2 separate regions of the Homo sapiens genome follow, and region 1 is linked to region 2. Evidence: read pairs that join two places in POLR2A ChIA-PET (ENCODE). Cell type or tissue: Caco-2. All regions are shown on one strand. Links, peaks and the distances in the headings refer to the core of each region. The heading gives the core; the rest is flanking DNA.

Region 1 (16,540 bases), core at 6,168-11,167, 100 kb before region 2:
AGCTTAAGAACCAATAGAGAGGGAAAAAATGAGACAAGGAAACAAAAATTTTGATGTGTGATGGATTCTATTGGTCTATCCATTGAAGCCTTGCTATATCAAGATACCTTTTAAATTTATACTGTTCAGAACGCATATTGAAACTGTCAGTAAAAAAGATCTCTCTACTCTTCCAACAGAGTCCATTGTATATTTGGTACAAAAATAAAACATCTAAGGTTGTATTCCATTCTTTTGAATGGAAGCTCAGATTAAAGTCCCTTTTAATGTCTTGCACATATATTAGATATCAATGGGATCTTTCTGCCAGCCAGCAGATAATTCCCCAATGCAGATGAAACCTGTTTTAAATAGTACTTCTACTTCAGAAACTAGTTACTAAAAATCTCTTTGGGAAAAAGTCAGGCACATAATTGTGATGTGTGATGGATTTCCTTGTCTCCCAATTTTTTCTCTCCTTGGTTCTTAAACCGATGACATTTAGTATACCAGCTCCATGGTACTTCAGGACCATGTACATCAATCCTCTCTACAGGATAATAAAGCTCAGATTAAAGTCTTTTTAAATGTCTTGCACATATATCAGATATCAGTGGGATCTTTCTGCCAGTTAGCAGATAATTCCTCAATGTGGATGAAACCTGTTTTAAATAGCACTTCTACTTGAGCCTGAGAGGCGGAGGTTGCAGTGAGCTGAGATCACACCACTACACTCCAGTCTGGGTGACGGAGTGAGACTCAGTCTCAAAAAAATAAAAAATATATAGCACTCCTACTTCAGAAAGTAGTTATTAAAATCTCTTTGGGACAAAACTAGGCACACTGCTCTGAATACTTCATGAAATAATAATTTTTCCAACGCCTTTCTGAGCCAGGTGTTCCTGGTGTTACTAGAATGTTGGTCAGTTCTGCACAAATTTACCTAATTTACATCCTAAGATGCTCTACCTTTTCTTTGCAATAGCCATCAATTATGCCCCAATTTTTTAAAATAAATCTATTGATAATATCATGGAACTGGATGAGGAATTCTAATATTAAGTCTGCATGCCAATTCGTCCAATTACTCAGTAGAGGAAAGCCTTCCAATTGAACTTCATTGTGTGCCTGCTTTTGTGCTTCTTTTATTTAAGCATTTTGAATATATGAGACTACTTTAGCCCTTCTATTCCATTCTCATTTCCTTTTCATCCAGTTAAACTTATTGAGAGCCTAAAATAGAAAATTCAACACAGGCAGTCCTAAATTTCCAAAAGAAGATTTGCAACTAATGGTAGAACAAAGAAGCAACAAATTTTTTTTTGGACAGTTTTACATTATTGCCTGGGCTGGAGTGCAATGGCACAATCTTGGCTCACTGCAACCTCCACCTCCCGGGTTCAAGCGATTCTCCTGCCTCAGCCTCCCAAGTAGCTGGGATTACAGGCACCCGCCACCACTCCTGGCTTATTTTTTGTATTTTTTAGCAGAGATGGGGTTTCACTATGTTGGCCAGGCTGGTCTCAAACTCCTGACCTTGTGATCTGCCCACCTTGGCCTCCCAAAGTGCTGGGATTACAGGCGTGAGCCACTGCGCGCAGCTGGAAGAAACAATCTTTATAATGTTTCTTAGGAACACCATCTGGGCTGGGCATGGTGGCTCACCTGTAATCCCAGCCCTTTAGGAGGCTGAGGTGGGTGGATCACTTGAGGTCAGGAGTTCGAAACCAGCCTGGCCAATATGGCGAAACCCCATCTCTACTAAAAAGAAAATAAAAAAATTAGCCAGGTGCAGTGGTGCATGCCTGTAATCCCAGCTACTTGGCAGGCTGAGGCAGGAGAATCGATTGAACCCGGGAAGTGGAGGTTGCGGTGAGCCAAGATCATGCTACTTCACTCCATCCACCCTGGGCAACAGACCAAAACTCCATTAAAAAAAAAAACAAAACAAAACACCACCATCTGTAAGACATGGTTGACCAGAAACAGAATAATGCAAGGTTGGCCAACATAGCCAAACTCTTCTAAGCCATGAGCTCTGCCTCTGTCTCATTGATTGGTGCCTAGCTGCTAGAGTTCAGTGATAAAAGTGAAATCAAAGGCTGTACATTATTTATTTTCTTTGACTATGAGTTTATCTTTCCTGCCAGATCCAAAATGACTAATAAAATGAGAGATACAGTCAGTCTAGACTCGAACCAGGAAGAGTCTCTAAAATCCAAATGAGTAACTCTAATGGTCTCTCTGAAGACTCTGCACTGTTGCTTCTTTAAAGATAAACATTAAAATAGAAACCCGCATCTCTAATAAAATATTTGTCTTTCCCAGACTTTCTTGAGAGTGAGTCTGGAGTGACCATTTTGTGGTAACAGATCATCATTTGGGGTTATTATTTAAGCACCAGTTCCCTCATATTTGTGCTGTCAGTCACTTCCTCAAAGCTTCCCATTCAGTATGTTTTAACTTAAGACTCAGAAGGACACATTGATGATAAGAAGTTTCTCAGTGGGTCTGAAGCTTAGCTCCAACACTGCTTGTCTTAGAATAGAGACTTTATCTTACTAGGACACCAAAGAAGACTGTTACTACATGGCATGAATATCTGCTTCTTCTTTATTTAAAAAAAAAAAGTGCAGAAGGCATCAATGGATAACATTCTCTATGTTTTCATTTGAGTCTAGTAGTTTTCTGTTCTTACTTTGTACTGTCAGGCTTTTTTTCCCCTTATATCTACCTTAAACCCTATAAAGAACTACTACAGATCAGAAACTTTAAATGCAAGATCTGTAACTTAATCACCAGAAATATAAACCAGAAATATGACTTTCTACTAATTTCCTACTTGTGAAGTAAGATGTTCTAAGGGATAGGCAGACATGCCAGCTCTCCTTCTAAAGACAGAATGTGTGTTATACACGTGGCCTTGGCAATTAGAGGTCTGTACACAGGATGGCAGCACTTCATTTTCACATGCAGAGAAATGGAATGTTCAACTCTGTTGGGCAGAGCATAGCTTGTCTCCTATTGGCTTATAGCCAGGTTAAGAAAGAGCAAGAATACACTGAGAATAGAATATGTTCTCCTTCCCAGATAGTATAGATCATTGATGATTCTAATGGCAAGAAGAATGGAAAAGTCCCTGGGAGCTTTATTCAAATTCAGCTGAAGCGTAAGTGCAGGGCTTCTGGAGGGGTCCATCACAAGTCTGGGGAAGGAGGGGGATTCATTTTAGTTCTCCCCTGGTTTTCTGCTGATACTCTGCAAAGAAAACGTACATTCGGAAAATGACCCAGTAACCCATTTTCCTTGTTTCAACGGTGATGACTGGCCAAGAAAAGGATGTGATACAGAGTTATTCAAATCTAAATGTCTAGGAGAGAGAAATGGCCGTTATTAATGACAGTTATACAGATGGAGCTTTGAATTATTTCTGTTGGTACAAGAAGAAAACGGGGAAGGCCCTAATATCTTAATGGAGATTCATTCAAATGTGGATAGAAAACAGGACAGAAGGCTCACTGTACTGTTGAATAAAAATGCTAAACATGTCTCCCTGCATATTACAGCCACCCAACCAGGAGACTCATTCCTGTACTTCTGTGCAGTGAGAACACAGAACTCTTCAGGCACCTGCAACCTGTACTCAAACCTGCAACTGGGAGTCCAGTCACATTCTTTGTCTTTGAACGGGTTTTGGGTTAGAATGGTTTACCATAATGTGCTTGTTTCTAAATTGAAATGAATGCAGAAATCTAATAATTGTGATTACAAAATCATTACGTTTAAAGTAACTCAAAATGAGCTGGTATACTTTGTACTAACTCCAATGTATTCGAGAGGAGAAGTAGTGTTGTTTTAAATAGATATGTAAATAATAAAGATAACCTCATTGGAATATCTGAGGTTGTTTCATTGAGATCCTACACTTCCATAATAAAACAAGGACACCTAAAACTCTTCTGGGTGGCAATCTGCTGGCCTTCAGAAAAAAAAAGAAGATTCATTTTTGAAAAAATTTTAAAATTTTTAAATCATCATATTTTAAAATCATCACACACTCATTATTTATTATAAGTATTTTCATTCCAGGTGTGTCTGCATATGCCCTAATTCATAGCAACTTAACATATCAAGTATATTTATCATATAACATTTATGTCCATTCTCCTCTGGACATCCACCTTCATAGTACGGGTATTCAGTCATAAAAGTTACAATTCAAATAGCCACCAGAAGAATTCCTGCAAAGATTTTTGTCTTGCAACTGTTCTACATTCAGAAAATATTTACCAACTGCCTACTCTGTGCCAGACATTGTTCTTGGTGTTGAGGATTGAGCAGGATGAACAGAAAGACATGACAAAATTTAATTGTATTCTGCTTCTCTCCTCCAATGGATGTCTGCTCACCAGAAATTAACTGGGGAAACATTTTGATGACAGTGTATATCCAGGGATCAATGACACCACCTAGGAGTTTTAGGATTTTGCCCAAATTCACCAATTCCTTCATACCTCATAGGTCTGTATGTACAGTAGCAACAGTGTGATCTTTCTCTTTTTTCCAATGTTCCTTCAAGAAAGGAAGATAATAGTTATTTTAGTCAAACTGTTCAAAATAGAGAAAAAAACCTACCAACTCCCTCATGAGGCAAAAAACATAAACAAAATCTGTAGAGTTAAGAGTAGTGAGGCTGGGCACTGTGGCTCATGCCTTTAATCCTACCACTTTGGGAGGCCGAGGCGGGTAGATCACTTGAGGTCAGGAGTTCGAGACCAAACTTCCCAACATGGTGCAACCCCATCTCTACTGAAAATATAAAAATTAGCTGGGCGTAGTGGTGTGGACCTGTAATCTCAGCTACTCAGGAGGCTGAGGCAGGAGAATCGCTTGACTCTGGAAGGCAGAGGTTGCAGTGAGCCGAGATCCTGCCTCTGCACTCCAGACTGGGTGACAGTGCAAGATTCCATCTCAAAAAAAAAAAAGAGAAAGTATTTTTCATATAAATTATTCTCGGATTTTTGAATAAGTAATAAGTATACATGGTATAAAATAAAAATTATACAAAAAGATATATAGTGAAAAGTAACTTTTCTCTTTACCTCTATCCCCACTATCCCCAACAGCCTAGTATAACCACTGTTACACTGAAATTTTCTTTGAACATTATACATATATACATATATATGATGTGTATATATATATATGTATATATAAAAATGATGTATGTATATATGCTTGTGGGTATATATATAACATATATATTAATGTAGCATACCATCCACACTGTTCTGTTACCATGCTTTCTTACTTAAACTATATCATGGGAAACCATCATTGTCAGTACATGAAGACAGCTACCTTATTATTTTTAATCTAAATTTTCAAACACACACAAACTAGGAAGAATTGTATAATGAACTCCTTTGTATCTTTCATTCAGCTTTAACAACCATCAACTGGCTATCTCCTTCTCTTTAAAGTTTCAAATTTTGCCATTGTGTGACTATACCACATTTTATTTAGTCAATCTCTTGTTGATGGACACAGATTGTGTTCAAATTATTAGTTTTGTTTGTATTGTAGCATAGTTTAGTAAGGTACACAGATCTCAAGAGTACAGTTCAATGAGTTCTGACAAATGTATATGCCATACAACCATCACTGAAACTAAAATATAGAACATTTCCCATAATCCTGAAAACTCTCTCATGTTTCCCCCCCAGACAACACTTCCACTAAAGTAAGAATTGTTCTTATTTACATAAAACCATAGAATAGTTCTGTTTATTCTATTTTGATAAATTGAGATATAATTCACATAGCATAAAATCCATGCTTTTGAAGTATACCATTCAGTTATTTTTAATATCATCACAAATCTGTGCAACCATCACAACTAATTCCTAAACTTTATCATCACTCGCCAAAAAAAAAAAAAATCATACCTATTATAAGTCACTCTCATCCCCTCCTCAGCACATCTGCCCCTAACAACGCCTTAATCTGCTTTCTGTCTCTATGGCCTATCCTAGATATTTCATACATATGGAATTGTACAATATGTGACCTATCATGTCACGTATTGTATGATTCACATATTCACATATTTTACTGGCTTTTTCACTTACCATAATAATTTCAAGGCTGAACATTTGTGACCAAGTTTTTGTGTGGACATACGTTTTTAGTATTTGGGGTATTATGCATAAAAATGGAATTGTGGGTCATATGGTAATTTTATGTTTAACTTTCTGAGGAACTGCCAAACTATTTTTCAATGTGGCTTCACTACTTTACATTACTGTCAGCAGTAAGGGAGGATTCCAATTTTTCCACATTCTCATTTGTTATTGTCCGTCTTTTTAATTAGACCCATCTTAGTAGGCATAAAGTAGTATCCCTCTGTGGTTTTCACTTGCAATTCCCTAATGACTAATAAGGCTAAGCCTATCTTCATGTGCTTAATGGCCATTTGTGTACCTGCTTTAGAAAATGTCTGCTCAAGTATTTGGGCTGTTTTTAATTGGGTTGTCTTCTTATTGTTGAGTTGTAAGAATTCTTTATATGTTCTGGATACTAGACTTTTATGAGACATATGATTGGCAAATAGATGCTCCCATTCTATAGATTATGTTTTTTTTTTTTGCTTTCTTAATAGTGTTTTTTGAAGCAGAAGTGTTCTAAATTTTAATGAAGTCTAATTTATCTATTTTTTCTTTAGTTGCTGGTGCTTTATATGTCATATTTTTAAAAACATTGCCTAATCCAAGGTCACAGATAGTTATATCTATGTTTTCTAAGAGTTTCATAGTTTCAGTTTGTACATTGAGGTTATTGCTCCACTTCAAGTTAATTTTTGAATATGGTGAGAAGTAGGGATGAAAGTTCATTCTTTTGCATGTGAATAATAAGACATTTGGAGTCCCCAACCAAAAGAAAGCTGGGTAGCTATACTAATATCAGATAAAATTGACATTAAACCAGGAATTATTACTAGAGACACAGAGCAACACATCAAAATGATTGAGTACGATCTACCCAGAACAAATTCTATTTTTATATATACCTAATGGCGTAGCTTCAAAATATATCAAACATAAATCAGTAGAGTTGACCAGTAGAATTAAATTGGTAGAATTTATTGATTAAAAGATCAATAAATAATTATACAACCATCATGTCAGGCATTAACACACATCTCTCAGTAGAAAAGTATTGAAATTATGACCAACACAACTAATATCCTTTACCTCACATACATAGATTGAATACTTTACCTCAAAAGAACAGATTACACAAGGAATATTTAGCAAAATTGACTATATTCTGAAACATAAAGTAAGCCTTAATCAATTTCAAAGAACTTAAATCATTCAGAATAGTCATAGTCTCTGACCATATGGTATTAAGCAAAAATTCAATAACAAAATGATTATTAAACTTTATTCCTGTACCTTGCTAGATATAAGGTTAATTTTTCAAATGTATTGCCACAGAAAACACCAAGACAAAACAGAGATTTGGGGTAGGGTAGATTTTTCAGTCTCTGAATAGAGCAATGTAACATACTACTTGCACACTTTATTTCCTGTTTGGGGGCAGAAACACTGAACTTCTCCAGGGACTTTGCACTCAGGCACTCAGAGAAGCATTTTGTTTCCAGGCTTGAGTGAGGAAGCAAATTTCAACCATAAGAAGAAATTCTACCATGCTCTGCCCTGGCCTGCTGTGGGCATTCGTGGTCCCCTTTGGCTTCAGTACCTATGGGCGGCCCCAAACATGGGACTGCAGCTTCCTCGAGAGCTGGGCTGCACAAATTGGAACTGGTGGAGTATTAAGTAAGAGGTAAGGGAAGTGGGGAAATGAAACACTATTTAATTATTTTCTTTGTCCTTTTGCCATAAATTAATCTAGTCCTCATGACCCATCTGAGACATTTAAGGGAACCAACTCTGTTTTCTCCTTTTTCCCATAGGATCCAGCATGGCTCAGAAAGTAACCCAAGTTCAGACCACAGTAACTAGGCAGAAAGGAGTAGCTGTGACCTTGGACTGCATGTTTGAAACCAGATAGAATTCGTACACTTTATACTGGTACAAGCAACAAGCAACCTCCCAGTGAAGAGATGGTTTTCCTTATTCATCAGGGTTATTCTAAGTCAAATGCAAAGCCTGTGAACTTTGAAAAAAAGAAAAAGTTCATCAACCTCACCATCAATTCCTTAAAACTGACTCAGCCAAGTACTTCTGTGCTCTCAGGAATCCCACAGAAGTAGAAATGACAGTGGAAGATAAACAAAAACCTTAGCACTCCATAAAGGAAGCCACCTGCTCAGGAGCTTAGGGAAAATACATGAAGCACAGACAGGAAGAAGGCACATTAGTGGCACAGTTGAGACCTTATAATGTAAACATTCCTCTGTAAAAAAAAAGTTTCCTTATTGAGTTTATATATAAAGCAGCATTCTTTCTTGCGATTTCCAACTATTACGTTTCTATCTTGGGTTAAAGTAAATCACAAAGTGTATTAGTCAGGGTTCTCTAGAGAGACAGAACTAATAGGAGAGTTGTATGTATGAAGGGGAGTTTATTAAGGAGTATTGACTCACACAATCGAAAGGTGAAGTCTCACATTAGGCCGTCTGCAAGCTGAGGAGCAACGAAGATAGTCGGAGTCCCAAAACCTCAAAAGTAGGGAAGCCGACAGTGCAGCCTTCCATTTGCGGTCAAAGGTCCGAGAGCTCCTGGCAAACCACTGCTGTAAGCCCAAGAGTCCAAAAGCTGAAGAACTTGGAGCCTGATGTTTGAGGGCAAGAAGCATCTGGCATGGGAGAAAGATGAAGGATGGAAGACTTAACCCGTCAAGTCCTTCCACATTCCTCTGCCTGCTTTTATCCTAGTTGAGTTGGCAACTGATTAGATGGTGCCCACCCAGATTAAGGGTGGGTCAGCCTCTCCCAGTGCAGACTCAACTATTAATTTCCTTTGGCAACACCCTCACAGACACACCCAGGAACAATACTTTGCATCCTTCAATCCAATCAAGTTGACACTCACTATTAACCATCATACAAAGTGCTTTTTAAAATCGTTGCTGAACAATAAGATTAAATGAACCTATGTATTTCATGAAATTCAGAAGCAGTTTGCTGATTCTCATCTTAAACTGTTGAATTTCCAGATTTGAAGTAGCACTATAAACCATTTTATCTTCCAATCTCATGTTGATTTTAGCAGTTTTTATAAATATTATCATTTTATTTATTTATATATTTTATATATAAACAAATTTCATAAATACATAAATTTACTTTTATGTATTTTAATATATAAATACATGGTTTTTATTGTATTCAGATAGATAAGAAGGCAATTAATGTTTTGAAAGAAATGGATGACCAAAAGAAGCTTTGACTAAAACAAACTATGATTGTTAGAGATAGAAAATAATTCTTGGGTGCTTCATAAGCCCAGCAGAAGGTGGGCTGAGAAACCAATTTATCCACCAAGGCAGGCATATTCCTTAATATGTGGTCAAAGGAGATAAGAGAAAAAGAATATTCCAGAGGACTGAGCCAGAGAATGTAAAAAACAATGGGCAAAATAACTCCCTGCATAGAGTGCAGTCAGAATCTCATCAAAGCAGGGTAGGGGTCTTCATAATAATCCAAAATGAACTAGGTATGTGCAGAAAATAATTAACAGTTTTTGTAACACACTGAGATTTTGGAGTTGATTATTGTAGCAGGATAACCTAGTTACTCAACTTATCTAAATACAGAGAAAAAATGAGAAAATGTTTTCCCAATTTATTTTACAAGGCCAGCATGATTTTGATACTAAACCTGAATAAAGAAATATTTTTTAAAAAATTATTATGGGATAATCTCACTAAATGAACATAAATTCAAAAATTCTAAACAAACTATTAGTAAAAAGAATTAGCAGTTATAAAAAAGAATAACATATCACAACCAAGTTGGGTTTTATATAATCTTTATATAACATCTTAAATGAATTAAAGTAATAATTCTCATTAATAAAAACATGATTTAATAATCTCAACAGTTACACAAAAGTTTTTAATACAAAGTAAATATTCATTCATAATAAAGAGATAAATTTATGGCAAATTAGGAATAGAAAAAAAAGTCCTCATTCTGCTAAATTATATGTATTACAACAAAGCAGACATAAAACTTAATGAAAAATGTTGAATGCTTTATTTCAAGAAAGCCAAAAAAACGCTATCCCTATTAAAAAAGTATACTGAAGGTCCTAACCAATATTTAAGAAAAATAAAGAAATAAAAGTTTTAATAATTAGAAACAAGACTATAAATATTAGCCACAGATGGCATGACTGTGATATATACAATTCCAAATCATTTGCAAATATATATTACATTACTGAGTTTAGCTATGTAGTATTAAAAATTACATTTTATATGAAAGCAATCAGAAATTTTAAATGAACCTTTAAAAAGTGTCCTTAAAATAGGTGGGGTGAACTGGGGGTGGAGGGTTACGCCTGTAATCCCAGCACTTTGGGAGGCCGAGGTGGGTGGATCACGTGAGGTCAGGAATTCAAGACCAGCCTGGCCAACATGGTGAAATCCCATCTCTACTAAAATTACAAAAATTAGCCAGGCATGATGGCCCATGACTGTAATTCTAGCCACTCAGGAGGCTGAAGCAGGAGAATCTCTTGAAGCTGGGAGGCGGAGGCCACAGTGAGCCGAGATTATGCCACTGCACTCCAGCCTGGGCGACAGATCGAGACTCGTCTCAAAAAATAAAAATAAAAAAATAGGTGGGGATGACTAATGGGTACAAAAAAACTGCAAAGAACTAATAGGACCTATCATTTGATAGCACAACAGCGTGTCTATAGTTAATAATAATTTAATTGTACATTTTAAAATCACTAAAAGAGTACAGTTAGATTATTTGTAACACAAAAGATAAATGCTTGAGGGGATGGATACCTCGTTCTCCATGATGTAAACTTTTTTTTTTTTAAGAAAGTCTCACTGCGTCACCCAGGCTGGAGTGCAGTGGTGCGACCTTGGCTCACTGCAACCTCCGCCTCCCAGATTCAAGTGATTCTGGTGCCTGTCTCCTGAGTAGCTGAGATTACAGGCAAGTGCCACCATGCCCGGGTAATTTTTGCATTTTTAGTAGAGACAGGGTTTCGTCATGTTGGCTAGACTGGTCTTGAACTCTGACCTCAAGTGATCCTCCCGCCTCAGCCTCCCAAAGTGCTAGGATTACAGGCGTGAGCCACATGCCTGGCCTCTATGATGTAATTATGCATTGCATGCCTGTATCAAGACATCTCATGTGCCTCATAAATATATACACCTACAATCTACCCACAAAAATTAAAAATTAAAAAATGTAACATGTATATATCCTTAAAATAGCATAAAAATACAAAATACTTAAAAATAAATTTTAAAAGATATTTGCAAGGCCTCAAGACAAAAGGCTATAAAACATTAAAAAACGAAATTAAAGATCTAAAGAAATGGGAGAATTCATCATGTTCATGAATTAGAAGATTTACAATGCAAAGGCATCAATTCTCGCATATTTGGTAAATACATTCAATGAAATCCCCATCAGTATCAAGAGTGTGTGTATATACAAGTAGATTCTAAAATATATAGTTTTTAAAAGTCAGTAATACTCAAAGCACTCCGAGAGAAGAAGAGCAATAGGAGGACTTCCTGTCCCTGACAATAAGCCTATGAAATTTAAAATATGGTATGGAGGAACAGGAACACACTCAGTTACAGATCTCGTCAGCTGTGTGTGTTCCTTTTTCCTCTCATATCCACTCTCCACCTTTCTCTTCCTTGCTGTTTGTCTCACGAGGCTGACCTGAATGAACCGCATCAACAAGGCTCCCGTGCCCTCTGGGTTCTAGTGGATTTTTGCCAGTGAGGTGCCCTTTGCCAAAATCTGAAAAAGGTAGCAGAGTAAGGTCAGGGTGTTTGTTCCTTGGTTCTCCTCCTGAGGAATCTCTTCTAGTGGCAAACATCATTTGTTCAAAGATCACAGCTCCTTTCAACTTGGCTCTCTCCACACACCCATCTCCATTCAGGTTTTGATATTCCTCTCTGCCCTCTGGACATAGGGATAGTAAAACTCCACTGGCCTAAAGATAATAAAATTAAAATGCAGATATTTCTCAAAAATCTCATAGAGAAAGAAGTCTGAGGATTCAGGTAAATGGGAATGTGGTAATGGAATTATCTGATGCAATTTAATCAGATGCCTGCTAACCATACTCCCTGGGAATCCCAGAGGACCCTTCTTTCACCAAGGAATCAGGAAATTCATCATTGAGTGGGTCACCAGAATTCTTAAAATATTTCTTGGAGGCCATCCAACCTCTATACAGTGAAGGCAATGGGGACGGGGTGGGCACATTGCCATGTAATTTGCTTTCCTGGATTTCAGTGGGTGTGACTGGATCCTGTTGCGATAGGTAGTGGAGTTTAACAGATAGAGACAAAGATAGAGTTTAACAGATAGAGAAAGAGTATTAATCAGAGTCTTTTAACATTCAGAGATTTTTGGAGAAAGCTAATTAATCATAGAATACCTAGGAAGGAAAGACAGAATCAGCTTCCTGAGGCTCTACTTTATATTATCTAGATTTTTTGAGGAAAAAAATATAGTTTTAGTAGCTATAATGGAGATTAATAGGCCCTTAATCAATCCCAATTGAGAGGCCTAAAACATCTGAACTGAGGGAATGGTTGCATCCATTTGAGAAAGATTATGCCAGACAATATCAAGCATTGGCAAGGATATGGAACAACTGAAGCTCTTATATATTTATTATGTTGGCGCTAGGAATGTAAAATTGTGCCACCACTTTGAAAAATGGTTTAGCAATTTTTATAAAGTTAAGCATGCATATACTGTATGATCTAATAATTTGCACCCATAGATTGTTAACCAGAAGAAATAAAAAATATATATTCACAGAAGTATTTATGCAGAATGTATTTGTGAATAGAAAATATTCACATAATATTGTTTATTTCTTTTGGATAAATATTCAGAGGTGCTTTATTCATTATAGGTCATAACTGGAAAAAAATAAATAGGAATGAGCAATTTATATATACAATAACATGGATGCATTTTAAAAACATTACATGGAGAAAAATGTCAGATGAAAAGAGTTTATACTGTTTGTATCCATTAATTTGAAACTCGAGGAACAGCAAATTTAATCCATATTGAGAGAAAACAGATCAGTGGTTGTCTGGATTCTGCAGTTGGGGAACCCAGACAACCACTGATTGACAGGTAGAGAACACAGAGGAACAATTTAGGGTGAAATAATTGTTCTGTGTCTTGATTTATACAACAGTTACATGTTCTATAAATATTTCAAAACTCACCATATTTCAAAGCACTTAAAATGGGTTCATTTTACTGCATGTAATTCATACCTCAATAATGTTGATTTTTTTAAAAGAAATAATAAATATTGCTACATGCCAACCAAAATGTCTAAAATTAAAAAAGAAAGACAGAGCTAAGTAATGAAGAGAATTTGAATCTACTCAAACAAGTAAGAGTGTAAATTGATACCAATACTTAGGAAAATTGTTTAACACTAATTTCTCAATTTGAATCATAACTGATGAAAATTATTTTTTAAAAAGCCAAAGTCTGGGAAATCGTCCTAAGGGCATACCAAAAATGGAGAAGCATTTATTCAAGAAAATCTACTGAATCTACTAAATGTCAGCAAACAAAAATAAATAAGATGTGATATATATGTATACACACACACATATAATAGAATATTATTCAGCCTAAAAAGGCTGTTTTTATGGATACAGGTTCCTTTTTGGGATGAGGAAAATGTTCTAAAATTGATTGTGGTGATGGCTGCACAACTCTGTGAATATACTGAAAAACATTGAGTTGTACACTTTAAATGGGTGAATTACATGGTATGTAAATTGTATCTTAATGAAGCTGTTACATAAAAATAAAAAAGCAAAGCAAAAGGTACCACAATATTTATTGTTCTTTTCTAGACTCAGTCTGGATTCTCCATACCATTTGAATATTGCAGTAATGAACACTATATGTTTGACTTTTGTATAATATAACTAGATAACATAGAGACATCTACATTTCATATTTCTTTTCACAATCCCAATTTTTTAAACCTATATATTTATACCAGTACTGAATTATTAGTGTCATTTTTAATCTGACACATATATAACATGACACAGTGAACAGCTGTCAAATTAAGTGTCACTATATGGCTATTGTGTCATATATGGTCATATTCTAATAACCAGTCTTTATGTATTATAGATTTGTGAATTTTTCTTTTTTGGAGGATGGAGAATAAGGTTTGGTGTGCTATTTGAATTTTGCTCACAGATCTAATCTGGCATTTTCACTTTTACTTTTAGATAGTTTTGTTCAATTTGTTTTCAAAAAAATTAGAAGCTTTTTGGGGGAACAATTGCAAGAGTCATTCCATATAATTTCTCCCAATAATGTTATGAGTAAATAAAAATTAATATATTCACCCAACAAATTAAGTTCTCAATCTGTGCCAAATCCTATGCTATACAATGAGTAACATGAGCTTTGGGAACTGCCTTCAAACATGTGAAGAACCAGATACCACAGAAAACAAAAGGAATACATTAATTGAGAAAACATCACATAAATAATTTTGGGGGGGGCTTCCTTTATTTTATTTTATTAAAAAAATTTTAAATAGGTTTTTGGGGAACAGGTGCTGTTTGGTTACATGAATAAGTTCTTTAGTGGTGATTTCTGAGATTTTGGTGCACCCATCACCCAAGCAGTGTTCACTGTACCCAATGTGTTGTCTTTTATCCTTCACCACTCCCACACCTTCCCCCGAGTCCTCAAAGTCCAATGTACCATTCTCATGCCTTTGTGTCTTAGAGTTTAGCTCCCACATATGAGTGAGAATGTACGATGCTTGGTTTTCCATTCCTGAGCTACTTCATGATATGGTTTGGCTGTGTCCCCATCAAATTCTCATTTTGAATTTCCATGTCTTGTGGGAGAGACCTGGTGGGAGGTAATTGAATGATGCGGGCAGGGCTTTCCCATGCTGTTCTCATGATAGTAAATAAGTCTCATAAGATCTGATGGTTTTAAAAGGTGTTCCCCTGCACAAGCTGTCTCATTTTTTGCCTGCCACCATCCATGCAAGATGTGACTTGCTCTTCCTTGCCTTCTGCCATGATTGTGAGACTTCCCCAGCCAGGTGAAACTGTAAGTCCAATTAAACCTCTTTCTTTTGTAAATTGCCCAGTCTCTGGTATGTCTTTATCAGCAGCATGAAAATGGGCTAACATAGCATATTGGTACCAGCAGAGTGGAGCATTGAAGAAAAGATGCTTGAAAATGTGGAAGTGACCTTGGAACTGGGTAACAGGTGCAGGCTGGAACAGTTTGGAGGGCTCAGAAGAAGACAGGAAAATGTGGGAAAGTTTGGAGCTTCCTAGAGACTTGTTAAATGGCTTTGACAAACATGCTGATAGTGATGTAAACAATATCATCTTCCAGGATAAGGTGGTCTCAGGTGGAGATAAGGAACTTGCTTGGAACTAGAGCAAAGGTGACTTTGTCATGTTTTAGCAAAGAGACTGTTGGCATTTTGCCCCTGCCCTGGAGATTTGTGGAACATTGAACTTGAGAGAGATGATTTACAGTATCTGGCAGAAGAAATTCCTAAGCACCAAAGCATTCAAGAGGTGACCTGGGTGCTGTTAAAAGCATTCAGTTTTATAAGGGAAGCAGAGCATAAAAGTTTGGAAAATTTGCAGCCTGACAATGCAATAGAAAAGGAAATCCCATTTTCTGAGGAGAAATTCAAGCCATAATGAAGATCCAAATGTTAATCCTCAAGACAAATGGGGAAAACGTCTCCAGGTTATGCCAGAGGTCTTCACAGCAGCCCCTCCCATCACAGGCCTGAAGGCCTCAGAGGAAAACGTGGTTTCATGGGCTGGGCCCAGGGTCCTCATGCTGTGTGCAGCTTAGGAACTTGGTGCTCTGCATTCTGGCTGCTCCAGCCATGGCTGAAAGGGGCCAACATAGAGCTCAGGCCATGGCTTCAGAGGGTGCAAGCCTCAAGCCTTGGCAGCTTCCACTTGGTGGTGAGCCTGCAAGTGCACAGAAGTCAAGAATTGAGGTTTGGGAACCTCCACCTAGATTTCAGAAGATGTATGGAAACGCCTGGATGTCCAGGCAGAAGTTTGCTGCAGGGGCAGGGCTCTCGTGGAGAACTTCTGCTAGGGCAGTGTTGAAGGGAAATGTGGGATTGGACCCCCACACAGAGCTTCTACTGGAGCACTGCCTAGTGGAGCAGTTAGAAGAGGGCCAACATCCTCCAGACCCCAGAATGGTACATCCACTGACAGTTTACACCACACACTTAGAAAAGCTACAGATACTCAATGCCAGCCTATGAAAGCAGCCAGTAGGGAGGCTGTACCCTGCAAAGCCACAGGGGTGGAGCTGCCT
Region 2 (16,540 bases), core at 7,666-12,665:
TGACAATTTTGATAAACCTGGTCCAACAGGGAGACCAAGCAGCTGCCATGGTCCAAGTCTCCACCCCTATGTCTTCTGAGAATTGGGAGATGCCTGGACCGTGAGAGGATTCTCCCTTATGCTAAGGGAAAAATTAAAATAAATGAAAAAAATAATGCCAACATTTCTTTTTATGCCCACAATTCCCCCAATACATCTCCTTCACTATTAAGCCCCTTGTGGAGCATTTTATTCCATCTGCTCACTGTGGGTGGCGAGAGGAAGTTTGGAATGACAAACAGCCGAAATAATTAAGTCCAATAAGCAGGCTCCAGAGCTTAGGCTGGGGGTCTGTTTGGAATGAGTGGTGAGAGTGACTGGATGTGGAAGAGGGTAAGGGGAGGCCAAGACCAAACTGCAGAATCATAATTCAGATTGCCGAGTCATTTCCCAAACACAGCAGCTTCAGTAACGCCACACCCTAGCCCAGCTTAGCACCCAGGCTTCTGCTTGTCTGAAAAAGTGGGGTAGGCACCAATCAAAATGAAAACCTTTCTCTCACACGAGGAAGACACCTTCAGGCTATTCAGGTTTTGTCCTCCCTTTTACCCCTGAGGCCCATGAGTCACCCAGACTTAGATTCGGGCTAGTTACCAAGTTTCATATCAAAGCTCACTTCTTTCTATCCTTGCTTCTAGTGCTTTCACGCAGCTCCTCTCATTTGAATTAATAAATAATCATTAATCTACTCTCTCTACCTTCGATTGTGTCCTCTTTTAATATGGTTTAGCTGTGTCCCCACTCATATCTCAACTTGAATTGTATCTCCCAGAATTCCCACATGTTGTGGGAGGGAACCAGGGGGAGGTAATGGAAACATGGGGGCTGGTCTTTCCCATGCTATTCTCATGATAGTGAATTAAGTCTCACAAGATCTGATAGGTTTATTGTGGGTTTCTGCTTTTGCTTCTTCCTCATTTTTCTCTTGCCGCCGCCATGTAAGAAATGCCTTTCACCTCCCACCATGATTCTGAGGCCTCCCCAGCCATGTGTAACTCTAAGTCCAATTAAACCTCTTTTTCTTCCCAGTCTCAGGTATGTCTTTATTGGCAGGGTGAAAACAGACTAAAATACACCCTTCAAACATTGCTTCACATAGCTGTCCCAGTGAGCATCCTATAATAAAAATCAGATCATGTACACACACCTCTGCCTCAATAAAGCCTCATTTCCCACAGAAAGGCCCAGTGATTATTTAGAATATAAGTCCATCAAAGCGGAGGCCACCACTGTATCTCCAGCACTTACCATGCCTAACAGGGTAAATGGTCAGGGTCATCTACTGATGGATTAATTAGTCTGTACCCTGCTTAGCAACTCAGCCTCATTTGTTGCCATATTCCCATCCCCCCAAACTGTACACGCCCATCCGCTCAGCAAATGAAATTGTTTCCTGCATCTATGCCTTTGCCAGCATTGTCCCCTCAGCATGGAATGCCCATCCCCAATTAACCACTTGCCTATTATTTGAAAGGTTCGCAAACCTCCCCTCTTCTCTGAATCCTTGTCCTGACCCTTTTGCACTGGTAGAACTGATCACTTTCTCCTTTATCTCCTAACTGAAACCCTAAGCATATTTCTAACGTGGCAAATCCAACACCTTATGGTGTTTACAGGTATTTTTCACTGTCTCCCCACTAAAATGCAAACTGTTAGTTACCAAGGACACAGTTTTACCCATTTCAATAGCAACTGTGCCTCCAACAATCTTTAATTCACAGAAATGATTCTTAAGTTTTTTGAATGAAGGTAATTAATTGATGGGCATTTTCCTCATTAAACATTATAGAGTAAAAATGGATAAATTTTCTATTTTGTTATCTCCTCCATAGTTGTGTTAACTCAGAATTCTGAGCTAACTCATAGGACTGTAAGGCATGTCAAAAATTAATAGTAACAACAGTATCATGCTGATAATAAAAATATTAGTAGTAGCTAACAATTATTGAGTATATATATATATATATATATGCGCCCCATATTCTGAGAGGTGCATGACATGCTTTATTTCATTTAGTAGTCCCAACAAATCCATGCTGTAGCTACTATTGATATCCCAGTTTTATATGAAGAATTAATATAGGTTCAAAGAGGCCAAAATGCCTAGAATCACACAATGTACGACTCCCTGACCACTGGCCTTTTTCCCTTCCCAAAGGGTGGCAAACTGCTATAGCATCTCAGTCTTATTAATGTAATAGACACATAGAACATAAGAAAGAAATTCATGAAAACAGTGCTGCACCATACATGCACTTGTAGTCCTCACTTTTTCTAGAGTAGTAATTGCAAGATGAGACTTATTTCAAGTATCCTTATTAATAGAAGTTAAATGTAAAAATAACACTATTACCATTATTGTTTACATAGGAAATTTTTGCCTTTTTAACATTAGTTTATAATTATTTGACCTGGGACTATACAATATTTTAAACTTCTTCAGTGCATTTTTCAATAGCGTTTAAGTTTAAAATGCAGTCTTTGGCAGGGGCATTAATAAATGTTTCAAATGTCATTTTGTATAACTCTTTAAAGAATACAAGAGTTTAGAAGAAATTTCTAACCTTTCCAAGTTATCTGAATTTCCAAGTTATCATAGGAAGATCCTTCCTTTGTAACTTTTAAAACTTTTTTGTATATGGTTGGGCGTTTCTATGAATGATGCTTTTCAATTTTTTTTGCTTCAGTGAAAAATTATATATTGTGAAAGCTTTCCCACATAAACAAGCAGTTTTTCTATAGCATGAGTTTCCCATGGCTACAAGATATTGTATTTTTGAAATACACCTCATTTTACCCAATAACTTGAGGTTTTTTTTGTTTTTTTTTTTTGTTTTTTTTTTTTTCAGATGGAGTCTCACTCTGTCACCCAGGCTGGAGCACAGTGGTGCAATCTCAGCTCACTGCAACCTCCCACAGCCAGGTTCAGGTGATTCTCCTTCCTCAGCCTCCCAAGTAGCAGGGATTACAGGTGCGCACCACCATGCACAGCTAATTTTTGTATTTTTAGTGGGGGTTTCCTCATGTTGGCCAGGCTGGTCTCAGACTGCTGACCTCAAGTGATCCGCCCACCTCGGCCTCCTAAAGTGCTGGGTTTGCAGGCGTGAGCCTCTGTGCCCGGCCTAACTTGAGTTATTGATCGAGTAAATCAATGAATACAGTAAGCATGATAAGTACATTGTTTCCAAATTGGAGCTATAATAAGTAAAACTGTAATTTTAAAAAGATACTTGTACATAAAATAGTATGCAAGTAAGAGAGAGCCCAGATCAAAGTAACCGAAGCAAAACAAAACAAAACAAAAATCTGTTGGCTAATAAAACTGAAAAATCTGGGTTAACTACTTTAGGAAGGACTGACCAAATGCTCAAATAATGTCACCACAGCGTGTCTCTATCGTTTGGCTCTTGTTTATATTGGCTTTACTCTGAAGAAAGCTCAGGCCCACATGATGGCAAAGATGGCCGCCAGGAGCCTCAGACTTGTGTCCTACTGTGTTAGTTTCCTCCTGCTGCTGTAACAAATTATCACAAACATGGTGGCTTGAACAATATTACTTTATTATCCTACAGTTTGGGAGCTCATAAGTCTCACTGCACTAACACAAAGGTGTTGGCAGGGCTGTGTTCCTTCTATAGGCTCTAGGGGAGACTGAGTGAAATCCTGAGCATCCCTGGCTTCTAGAGGCTGCTGCGTGCCTTGGCTCATGGCCCTCTTCCATCTTCAAAACTAGAAATCGCAGCACTGTGACCTCTACCACCATTGTCTCATCTCCTGTCACCCTCATGGCCCTCCTGAGCCTTGATCCTTGAGATTACATTGAGATCCCCCACATATTCCAGAATAATCTTCCCATCTTAAGATTCTTGGTGAATCCCATTTTCTAAATCACATTTTCAAGGACATTTGCCACATAAAGTAACATATTCACAGGTTCTGAGGATAGGTGGTGGACATTCCTATAGACTGAATGTTTGCGTCCTCTCAAAATTTGTATGTTGAAGTCCTAATCCCCAAGGTCATGGTATTAAGTGGTAGGACCTCTGAAAGGTGATTAGGTCATGAGGGTGGAGTTCTCATGAGTGAGATTAGTGCTTTTATAAAAGAGGCCCCAGAGAGCTGCCTTGCTCTTTCCACCGTGTGAGAGCACAGCAAGAAGGTACCATCTATGAACCAGGAAATGGCCCTCACCAGACACTGAGTCTGCTGCTATCTTGATCTTAGATTTCCCAGCCTTAATTGTCAGAAATAAATGTTGGTTGTTAAAGCCACCCAGTCTATGGCATTTGGAGTATAACTGCCCCAGTGGATGAGAGAGACATCTTTGGAAAGCTACTTCTCTCCTTACCATACCTGCCAAATTAACAACTCCAGCAGAAGAAACAGGCTTCTTTTGTGATATTTCCAGAAAATATCCTGGACTGACTTTGCTTAGACTGATTTCTTCAGATTTGGGAAACAGGCAGAGGTGGTTCCTCAAGGCAAAGCCAAGATGCTACTAGAAGAGGAATGAATAAGGATACGTAAAAATAACAGATGACCCCAATGCTATTAATTTATTTCAAACTCCTTTTTGCCATCAGAAAGCAGTAATAAGCTCACATATCAATTCCAATAAAATAATTTTTTAAATCGCCCAAACTTACATTTCAACATAGCAAGCAAAAAGCAATGAATAAAATTGCTTCACCAAAATATAGAAGCTCTGTTGACCAGAAATTCAGCATAGACAGTTGTTCAAGATAATTTCAATGTGTTCAGCAGATAAAGGGACAAATAAGGACTCTTTAAGGGCAAATTTAGCTGAGGGATGTGTTAAATTGTATATTTGGCAGACTGAAACTAAAGAATAAAAAAAGAGACAGCTTGATATAACTTTCTATGCCAAACCCAATGTTATACTCTAAATCTAAAACTCCAGAAAAAGTTTGAAAGCAACAAATATGAAGTCAGGAAAATCATTCTAAATTACCAACTATTTAGGTATAATCTTGAGCATTTTAGCTGTAGATGAAAGTCCTATTTATTCATATAGATTCTCATATGCTATGAATAATAGTTCATTTGGATGTCTCTTTAAATCAAGGAGGGATAAAGACAGGAAGGAAGAAAGCTGGCAGGCAATAAGAGCCAAAGTAAAGATATTATTTTGATTAAAATATACTCATTGTTGAGGTATCCACAAATATTTGAGAACACATTGAAGAAGTAAGACAGGTCAGAAAATATAAGTATATGATCAGCACTTAGTGAAAACAGTTAAAGAGAAAGAAAGAGCAAAAGAAAAATTGCTTAAAGCAACATAGATATTCAAAGATAAGGAATTAAAGCTGAGATAAATGTGACAGAAATGGAAAGGAAGGAAAATGAAGTTATGAAACATTGGCAAAAATAGCTAAAGAATGCAGAATAAAATGTCCTAGAAAACATTTATCAAAGGGTTATATTTTATTAGCATTCAGTAGTCACAAGGCAAGAAATATGATAGCTATAAATAAATACATGAGAATGTTTAAGGTTTTATGATGATCATGGCTTTACTGTTCAATATATATTAAATAAACCACAAGTTATCTATAACACAGTTCTGAATAAAATTTAGGAAACGTAGAGTCAGGTACCTCAATATAGAAAAATACAGAAATAATTAACCATAATGCAGACAAAGTGACACCCAGTTGTAGAGAGCATTACAAGCATTGAAATATTCAGAATATTATTTGATTAAAAAAAAGCTCATGTAAAGATACCCTAAGCAATACCAAAGATACACACACACAAACACACACACACACACACACACACGACACATACATGCTATATATAGGAAGGAAGAAAGCTTCTTTATTGGGGACACAGTTTACATATTACCTCTTGTTTCTATGAGATGCTATAAGAAAAAATCTCTTAAGATTTACTACATGGGTAATATATTTATATAGTGTCTGTGTGTATGTATAGCAAACTCTTATATATATATATGGATATCTTACAGTCTTATAGACTTATATGAGAGTGACAGTAAAAGAGAGAGAGAGAGAGGAGTGTATACCTATTTCCTCTCAAAAAGGCCATATTCTGGCAACTCCCTTATTCCCCATTCCCTACTATGCAGTTTGATCTAGCCTTAGATTTCCCAGGAGGTTCTCTTCCAGAAAAGTGCCTGTAGCTATAAAATAATCTTCATCTTGGCTGTTTCAATGCAGGATTCCTATTGAGCCAATACCTTACCATTTTCTTTCCTTCGTGGAACTGTGCTTTGTCATAATGCAATAAGTTTTCTATGAAGTATATCATAAACAACAGTCCTACAGAATTCATCATTGGACATAATATAGCTTCTTTATTGGGGACACAGTTTACATATTACCTCATGTTCTATGAGATGCTATAAGAAAAATTTCTCTTAAGATTTCCTACATGGATAATTTGTACCTACACTTGTAGTTTGTTTTTATCATATGGATGAGGTAATTATCACAGGACTGATTGTTTTCCTTCTTTACATTGACTGCTAATAAGTTCAGAGCCAATGTTAGCTTAACTCCAACTATAGAGGCTGATTGCATATATTTTAATTCCAAATCTAATTCAAGGTTTATGTTCCTGCCCTTATTTTTTTCTTCTTGATTTTTGTATTTCTTTGCTGTTGTTTTTGTAGATTTTTCTGTGCCTTATACTTTTTTCAAAGATAATTAAAACAGTGTGTGAATTCAGTGGGGTGGATGAATGAATGAGGCAGAGAAAAAGGAAATTGACATGGTAGGATAACAAACTCACATAATATGTAGATACATATAAAAAGACACACAAAGAAAAAAATTTCTCTAATATATCTAATCTTCTTTATGAATGATCCCATCTACCAAATAGTCAAGAAACTTAAATTTTGTAAATTGCAATTAACAATGTCTCATTTTATTCAGGTTTAAAGAGTTCCTTTCACTTTAAATATTCAGTTCATTTAAGTTCAATTCCATGTTAGGGCTGATGTAAATTCTTTCTTAGATGACTCAGTCTCTTTAGGTGATATGTTTGGAATTCAACCACCTTACCCTTTTCTTTCCGTGATGAAATTTAGGTGATAAGGTGAGACAGTTGAGTGTCACCTGAGGCAAAAAAAAAAAAAAAAAAAAAATAGGCTTAAATCCATGCATTGCCTTCTGGATCTTTTGGTCTGAGCAGCTGAGCAGCCAATCTACTCTGTTCCCTGTGTAGGTACCTAGTTATATATGGATTTTCCTACCTGGACTTTTGGGATTATGTGTTGACACCACTGCTGAAGCCAATTGTTTCAGCCGCTTGACTCCATCTCAAAGACCCTCATCATGGGCACTTCTTTGTACTTAGCCCAGGACTTTGCCAGGCCACTAGCTCTCTCAATTCTCTGCATCTACTTCCTGGACCCCTGGGGACTTCTGTATTCCCTGCACCTGTAAACAGACCATGGGGATTCTAGAAAGTAGCCTCTGACTCATGTAGCCAAGCCTTGATTTTTCTCCAGCGCCATCTTCCCACGACTTAAGTAAGACTTCCCCCAGAGACATGCAGCCTGCCCCTAGAACACTGTGAGAGGTGCTCTACTACCCAGTACTCTTGTGCTGTTCCCATACTTATCTAAATGCTTCTAGCCTTTCCTAACCCAATCAGTGTCCGCCCATAGCAGACCAGGGGAAAGACCAGAGTCCTGACACCTAAGTTCCTTGTTCTGCCTCCATTTTTCTTTACCCTCTAGGACCCAAAAAACTGACCTCCCTCTCTGTCCTGCACCTTTCTGTCAAACTGATGTAAAACTCTATGATCAAGTCCAGCTGGTCTTACATATAATATGGTAAAGAATACAATAAATAATTAAGAAAAAGTGTTACACCTGAAAAAAACCTTACTTTTAAGGCAGTTCTCTTGTTAAGTAATCAAAGATCCAAATTTAGATGTCAGAGCTGAATATTAATGCTTTCTATTTCCATTCCTCTCAGAATAATCTAATCTCTCCCCACTCAAGACAGATAGATTCCTCAGAAGAATATAGATAAGGTTATGTATCTGAAAATATAAAGGAGAAAAGAATATTAATACATTTCAAAAATATAATCTCAATTACAAGTAGAGGGAGGAAATATTTTATATCACCAAGGGCACTCATTGGAAAATCACCATAGATATTTTCAAAGAAAATAAAAGACTTCCAAAATCAAAAGAAATTAAGAAAATGAAGAAAAGACAAGCCACAGACTGGGAGAAAATATTTGCAAAATGCATATGTATTTTTTAAGTGGTATCCAAAATGTGCAAAGTACTCTTAAAACTCAACAATAAGCCAGGCATGGTGGCTCACGCCTGTAATCCTAGCACTTTGGTAGGCCAAGGTAGGCAAATCACCTGAGATCAGGAGTTTGAGACCAGCCTGGCCAACATGGCGAAACCCTGTCTGTACTAAAAATAGAAAAATTATCCAGGCATGGTGGCGGGAGCCTGTAATCCCAGCTACTTGGGAGGCTGAGGCAGGAGAATCACTTGAACCTGGGAGGTGGAGGTTGCAGTGAGCCGAGATTGAGCCATTGCACTCCAGCCTAGGCAACAGAGCAAGACTCCGTCTCAAAAAATAAATAAATAAAATAAAATAAAACAATAAGAACATTTAAAACCCAATGAAAAAAATGGGCAAATATCTGAACAGACACCTCAGATCTGAACTATCTGAACTATCTGAACAGACTATAAACAAAGTATATAGATGGTAAAGAAGCACATGAAAAGATGCTTAACATCAAATATTACTAGGGACTTGCACATTAAAACAGTGAAATATCACTACCTGCCTATCAGAATGACTAAAATCCAAAACACTGAAACCATCAAATTTTGTGAGAATATGGAGCAACAGGAACCCTTATTCATTGCTGGTAGGAATGCCACTTTGGAAGATAGTTTGGCAGTTACTCATAAAACTAAACATTCTCTTACCATATGATTCAGCAATCATGCTCCTTAGTTTTAACTCAAGTGAGTTGAAAACTTCTGTCCCCATAAAAATCTGCATGAAAATGTTTGAAGTACCTTTATTTATAATTGCTAAATCTTGAAATCAACCAAGATGTCCTTCAACAGGTGAATCTATCGACAAAGTATGGTACATCCATACAATGAAATATTATTCAATGATAAAAAGACATGACCAGGCCGGGCGCAGTGGCTCATGTCTGTAATCCCAGCACTTCAGGAGGCCGAGGCAGGCAGATCACCTGCAGTCAGGAGTTCGAGATCACCCTGGGCAATACGGTGAAACTCTGTCTCTACCAAAAATACAAAATTAGCTGGGTGTGGTGGCACATGCCTGTAATCCTAGCTACTCAGGAGGCTGAGGCAGGAGAATCGCTTGAACGAGGATGTGGTGAGCCGAGATCATGCCATTGCACTCCAGCCTGGGCAACAAGAGTAAATCTCCATCTCACCAAAAAAAAAAAAAAAGACATGACCACAAAAAGACGTGGAGGAACTGTAACTGTATATTGCTAAGTGAAAGAAACCAATCTGAAAAGACTATATACTGTATCATTCCAACTATATAACATTCTGAACAAAAACAAAACTATGGGGAGTGTACACTGATCAAAGTCTAATGTAAATTATGGGCTTTAGTTAATAACAATATATTAATATTGGCTTATCAATTGTAACACAAGTATGACATTAATGTAAGATGTCAATAATAGGGGAAATGGGGAGGATGAGGGTTGAGGGGGTGTATAAGAGCTCTGTATTTCCACTCAGTAGTAATACATCCCATGCTAGTCTTAATCTTAAAAAGGAAAATATATTCTAGTTGCTGTATTTCACAATGCTATGATCATTCCTTGTCTTACTTAGTTCATTAAAGCTGCCATAACAATCATAGACTAGGTAGCTTACGAATTACAGAAATTTATTCTCAGAGTCTGGAGGCTGGGAAGCCCCAGGTGAAGACACCAATGGATTTGGTATCTGGTAAAGGCCCATTTCCTGGCTCATAGGTGACATTTTCTCATCATGTCCTCACATAGCGGAAGGACAAGGCAGCTCTCTGGAGCCTCATTTATAAAGGCACCAATCTCATTCATGAGGGCTTTGCCCTCATGACATAGTCACCGCCCAATGGCACCACCTCCTAATATCATCACTTTGGCAATTAGGTTTCAACATATGAATTCCAAGGGGGAAGACAAACATTAAGATTGCAGCAGTCCTTTCTTCTCTATCAAATCCTTGCTTATCCATCTAGATCCTCAGCAAATACAACTTAGACTATATAGCCCATAATGATCTACTTTGCTAATCAACTCACATACAACTTCTTGACTCTGCCATATGGGGGACTTTTTAAAACATTGACTTATATTTCTACTTAATCGTGTACAGGTTTATATGTGTCAATATTCAGAACTATGATTTACACACATAGAAACATATAAATTAAACCACCATCATCACTCCCAATCATACACACACATGTTCATATACAGCATCCAATAAAGCATCCTATTCAAATTTGGTAATAAATAAATATTTACTTCTTGAAAGATCAACTGGCTAAAGAAAATAATGTATTCCGATTCATCCACTTTCCCAAAGGAGGGTTCTACACAACAATCACTAGTGTGTGCCTTTGGTCACACTTTTAAGTAACAGTAAGCAATGAAAAAACAAATAGAAAATGCCAGGCTGCTCTCATTTGCACTCCTGCTTCATGTAAATGCTTTCAATTATTCATCTAGCAAACCACACACACATTGCAAATGCCTAAAATTTCCTTTTGCCAATTAGAGGTAAACGCAGTCCCCAATTTCTATCCATAGAAGAATTAAAGCAATTCTATTTGCATCCAATGTAACCAAAAGTTGCCTTTCTCAAAAGATACCTATGTGGCCTCAATAATCCAGACAAAAGGCTCACTCTCTCAGTGTGGCTGCTGTACTTCTTGCCTCTTGTCTGTATAATCTACTGAAATTAGGTACCACAGCACTTTCTCTCCAACAAATCCATGGAAAGTAGGAAAACATGTTGAACTACTCCAGGACTCCCAAATTCAGGTTGAAATTTTCTTTCAACATAGAAGTAGAAACTTCTGGTGAAAGATGGTAATAGCTCAGCAGGAAGTCAGCACAAACCTCTAAAGGCAAAGCAGGAGGCCGGAGTCCTCCCCTCTCTCCCTCCCTCATAAGGAGCCCTGCTCTGGAGACTTCCATGGGGACAAGAGAGAAGAAATCGTTTTGCTGCTCAGATCCTAGGATTGAGTGACATAGGAATGGAGGGCCCAAAAATTTGAGTAAAATTCCTAGACTTGGTTTCTGAAACTATCCTGACTCTAAGATTAAGCAACTTCTCTTCTTAAATTTCTTCTTATAAATCTCTCCTTGGGGAACGTTCCTGGGTGGATAAAACCTATGGAAGAGGGGAAACAGAGTTGTGGAGATTAAAGTTAAAATAAAAAAAAGTCTTTTTGTTTTGTTTTGTTTAATCCTATTTTCTCATTATTTATCTGAGGTAATCAAGATCCAGAGAAGTCCCTCCCTTGCCCTACATGGGATAGCAGGGGGTTCCGCAAGGATTCTGTCCTCGCACTGACTCCCACTCCCAGTCTGTGTCTGCTTTTCATACCAAACACTAAATATGTTATTAAACAGGAGAATAAAAGTTGTGAATATCACCCTGGCCTAGACAGAAACACACAATATATACAATACCATACTATAACAGATATTCTACTAGATATGAGAGAGCCAATACAGGCTAATGAAGAAACAAGAGGAAAAGATGAAAAAAATGACATCTAGAGGTATTCGTAAAATAAAAATCTAATAGGTAAGTAGGCATGAGTTAATCTGATCTTTCCTCTACCCCAAATTATTTTTCTGCCCCACCGTCTAGGCTAGAATGTCTACTTCCTGCTTCTGTGCCTATAGTCATCTTAGTCTTTGTCTAAGAACTTGGTCAAACCAGAACCTTTAGGTATTGTGACTCCATCAGTTAATCCCTATGGATATTTTGCTTCTTAGTAACATTCTGGGATAACATTTGTAGACTGCTTTGGTTATTAACAAAACCAACAACATGGAGCTTTAATGCACTCTCTAACTTGAGTTCTTTGTCTTGTCTCTTTTACAGCTGCGTTTTCTCTGTGACACCAGGAATCAGCATTTCCATTCAAATACAGCAAACTTTAAACCGCTTTTTGACAGGAGGAAACACTTTCTGCCTAATGAAGGGGATGAAGCAGGTAACCCAGAGAGTATCTGCCACACAGGCCTCCTCTACAGTAGCTCAGAATTGCACTGTTTGATTATTTCTTACACGTGGCATCTGCAAATTCAGAAAGGTGAGTGATGTCAGATCTAAAGGTCCCTTCTTCCATCTTGGTTCATTCAAATTCAGGTCTAAGAGGAAACATTGAAGAAGCTATCTGAATTTCAACAGGACTGATTACTTTCCACCAAAGGCTGTAGGAGACACAGATTTAAAGAGTGACTAGGGGGTTAAACATAAACATATATTGACAGTAATTCCTGCATTGTCATCAAAGTGTGCTCATGTTTGTAGGCCAACTCTTAGTGGTATTCAGACATTGGAAAACTGTAAAACCTTCATGCATTTTTAAGATGACTTCTAAAATATTTTATTATTAGTTTAAATGTTTAAATAGCTACAAAGGTTGTAAATTCCACTGTAATATAAACATTGACATTTTCAAATAAAACTCAGAATAGCTTTTAAACATATCCAGTGAAACCTTAATACCAAAGTGATTTGATACCCATCAACACCCAGTTAAAATTCACAACAAGCTCTTCATTGACAATTGAAGACCTTATATTGCTCTTTTCTTTCCTTGGAATCATATTTCCATTCAACTTCTCCTGCAGAACTTAATTTTAGTATATTTTTGTTTAAAGGCTTTTGTTGATCACCCAAAATGCCTGCAACAAAATCACGTAAAAAATTGAAATTGCTTTTAAATTTTCTCTGACCATACTGCTCTAATTGCTAAAAATTATCTTTCTAGATTGAGTTATAAATATAATTATTGTTGATGTACCTTTTATTAAAACAACAAAAATATATTTCAATTTTAGTTTTAAACTTACAGGCGAAAATTTTTTGGAAATGCATTTCTTAAGAAAATCACTGGGGTCGGCCCGGCGCAGTGGCTCATGCCTGTAATCCCAGCACTTTGGGAGGCCAAGGCGGGTGGATCACGAGGTCGGGCGATTGAGACCATCCTGGCTAACACGGTGAAACCCCGTCTCTACTAAAAATACAAAAAATTAGTCGAGCGTGGTTGCACGCGCCTGTATTCCCAGCTACTCGGGAAGCTGAGGCAGGAGAACGGCGTGAACCTGGGAGGCGGAGCTTGCAGTGAGCCATGATCGCGCCACTGCACTCTGGCCTGGGCGACAGAGCGAGACACTGTCTCAAAAAAAAAAAAAAAAAAGAAAGTGACTGGGGTCATATTTACGGTTAATTAAAGGAGGCTTCCTTGACACCAATAAATTGTCCCTTTGTTTAATGTTCCAGGGGTGTTTAAACTGCAGGGCAATGCTGCAAAAGGAGATTCCGTCTTGAATAAGGTTGGGGAAGAGCAATTATGAAATTTGAGACGGGAAACAAGAACCACAGTCAAGCTCTTGAACAGATCACTTTTAGGAAAGGTTACATACAGAAGTTGAAGATCTGGAAATTGATTCCCTTAAAATACATAACTGTTGCCTAGTTTGAAAAATCACTGCATTAGATTGCTCTCCACATTACTGATTTCATTCTCAGCCAGACTTCATGAAGTGGTGAGGTTTGAGGAAAATCAGCAAGAGATTTTAATGACAGAGCCTTGAGTTTCAGTAAACCTGATAAATTTCCTAAAACTTATTTGACATTTCTGGCTTGAAAGAATAGCTCCTGATGAATTAGAAAATTATGGGAGATTGAGTTCTTGCATGACACAAAGTCATTTAAACATATATCTTTATCTTGGGAAAGACAGTTTAAATGTCATGGCCATTTATTAATAATATTGTGAAAAAAAGTTATCCCAATCCTGGAAAAAAGAAAAATGATGATTGCTAGTCTTTTTTTTTCTCTATCTGCAAGAGCATTTTCAAGTAAGCAATTATCTGGCATTCTTGGGGATCGTAACTTTGTTGTCAGAGCATATTTACCTAGCAATCCATAACTGAGAAAAGGCTCACATAGTTTACATTCCTGTGGGTTGGAGGTTAACCTACAGAAATGGAAGAGTTTTGCGTTCATAGCCTGGAAAAAAAAATTAACCCCAGATTATCGTGTCAACCCTAATAGCATTTTATTTTGCTATCTATATAGTTGTATCTTTTTCCTGTAAACATTTGTGGAATTAGCTTTTTTTAGTTAATGATTAAGAATAGTAACAAAATGTGAACCCAGGCTCACTCCCTATTTGTATTAGTATTTTGTTTTTTAGCACATTTAAGGCCATCCTGGCACTAAATCAGAAAACTACTTCCTGATACCTAAACTATAAAATCCTGGTTTCATATACATCTGAATTAGGCAAAAACATAGCTGGCTATTATTTATTTAATTTGATGTCTTAACATGTAAAGATTTTCTTTTCAGAAGAAATCTAATGGACCAGATGTCCTGAAACACTCTTAATTATTTTTCAGTAGTACGAACATAGCCATGAAGGCAAAGGAAGGTAGATGATCAATTCATGTTAAGAGTTTCAAATTCCATGGACTAATTTATATCTTTCTCCACAGCCACCTGGCACATTCTGCCTTTGAACAGATGCTTTACAAAAACATAATCTGTGGACATGGAGATCTTGCATAAAGCAAATTCTCTCTGATCCACAGCTTCACTGAGGGGTTTCAGTTTTCTAGGCCAGAGTGACTGCTGGAGATGAAGAGATTCTATCAAACGTCAGTGTAAAATTGTCTCTTACTTAAAATGCCCTCATTGATCTTATCCTGATACCCTTACTACAGAAGTTTATCATGACTCATCTAGGAGATACCAGAGAGTTCACTAGCCAATTCAAGAGCATGACTTCTCAAAATTCTCCATGTTTTCCTCTTTCCTTCCTAGCTAATCCCACTTTCTCCTGCCTTTGAAGGCTATAGCTTCTCTGCCAATTTCTTGAATTATGGGGTTCCTAAGCCCTCTTCTATGTTATCCACAGATTCTAGGCAATCTTACTGGCTCCTGAGCCTCGAATACCATTTAACTGCTCTAGACTGACAAACCTGTATCTCTAGCCAAGACTCTCCTTGGCACAGACACACTATTGGGCTCCCTATCTCATCACCCCATAGGTCCACCTTCTCTGTGTCCCCATCCTAGTAAACGAAGCCATCAGTGCCTCCAACATGTTCTCTTCAGTCTAGCCAGAGTTATTATTTAAAAATACAAGTGCAATCTGTTTGCTCTCTTGCTTAAAACTAATCAGTGACTTCCAGTTTCCCAAAGGATGGAATCCCAAATCATTACTAAGGCTCACAAAGCCTTTCTTTCTCTAGCTTATTGCTCTGGTTTCATCTTTCATCTTTATTCTTCACCCATCTTGCACTCTGTGCTTAATATCTCCTGTTTGCTTCCAGGTCCTCTCTCCATCCTTCCACACCCTGCTTTGTGCCCCAGGTGACTGACCTATAGGGATTATACCAATAAGCTATCTTGTCTTTTGGTTTCCAGTAGGTTTTTGCCCAAGGGCAGTACCCACAGAGAACAGAAAAAATGAGGAAAGTAAGGTCAGGCTATATATTCCCCCAACTTCCTCCCTTCCCACATACTGACATTAACCCACAATCAGCTCCTTACGGTGGCCTCTCCAAATAGCCTGTCTTTCTCCAGGTTTTGGTAATCACTCCCTCCTTTCCATTCAAGGCCTGGAGTGATGCTAGTCCCAGGTTGTAGCACTATCTCTTATATGTTCCCTGCTCACTGCTTGTATTTTTATAACTAGTGTCATGTTTCTCAAATTACACAATTTCAGTATGCCATAAGTTTCCTACCAGAACCCAGATTGATACTGTCTGCTTTCAAATCCTAAAAGGTGTCAACTATGGCTTAAATGTTCCTTATTTCGGGAGGCCTTTTCTAGCCGTCTTGACTTGGATGTAACCGCCTGCTAAACCTCCTACAGCACCCTGTCCATCTCCTGACAGAACATCCTTCACACTTAGCAGCAATCATTGAATGAGTATTAGTGTCGCCTTCTCTAAACAACAAACAAACTGTGTCAGAAAAATATAAAGCAAAATTTGTAGGAAATATAAAAATAACTTGATAACATATTCATTATGGGACACCTTAATATCTTTTTCTCAGAGAGAGAAAGAGAGAGAGGATGATGGAAAAAACTTTATATTAAACATATAGCTACAGAATATTTACAAAAAAATGAGCATATAATATGACTCAAAAAATGGGAATCATATAAGCCACATTGTCTGAACCTAATGCAATAAAGCTAGAAACTAATAATTAAAAG

The links. Peaks named below come from ENCODE experiments on the same cell type or tissue, not always from the same donor. Only the 100,000 strongest peaks of a DNase experiment are listed, where the experiment ranks them.
Region 1: POLR2A ChIA-PET joins it to region 2 with 7 read pairs; 2 of 35 experiments call an interaction of 5 or more read pairs at or near these places.

The regions. Positions count from the first base shown.
Region 1 is chr14:22,182,468-22,199,007 of GRCh38, forward strand. It overlaps TRA, the pseudogene TRAV32 and the pseudogene TRAV33. Among named protein-coding and RNA genes, the nearest start is that of TRD-AS1, 290 kb to the right of the region's middle. In Caco-2, for the core only: no CTCF peak of the experiment used is centred there; no DNase peak of the experiment used is centred there.
Region 2 is chr14:22,282,658-22,299,197 of GRCh38, forward strand. LOC107984649 (a long non-coding RNA gene) reads right to left here and starts at 8,076. Exons shown (of 3, transcript XR_001750634.2): 1 at 7,926-8,076; 2 at 7,095-7,148; 3 at 4,412-4,537. It also overlaps TRA. In Caco-2, for the core only: no CTCF peak of the experiment used is centred there; a DNase peak (open chromatin) is centred at 10,154.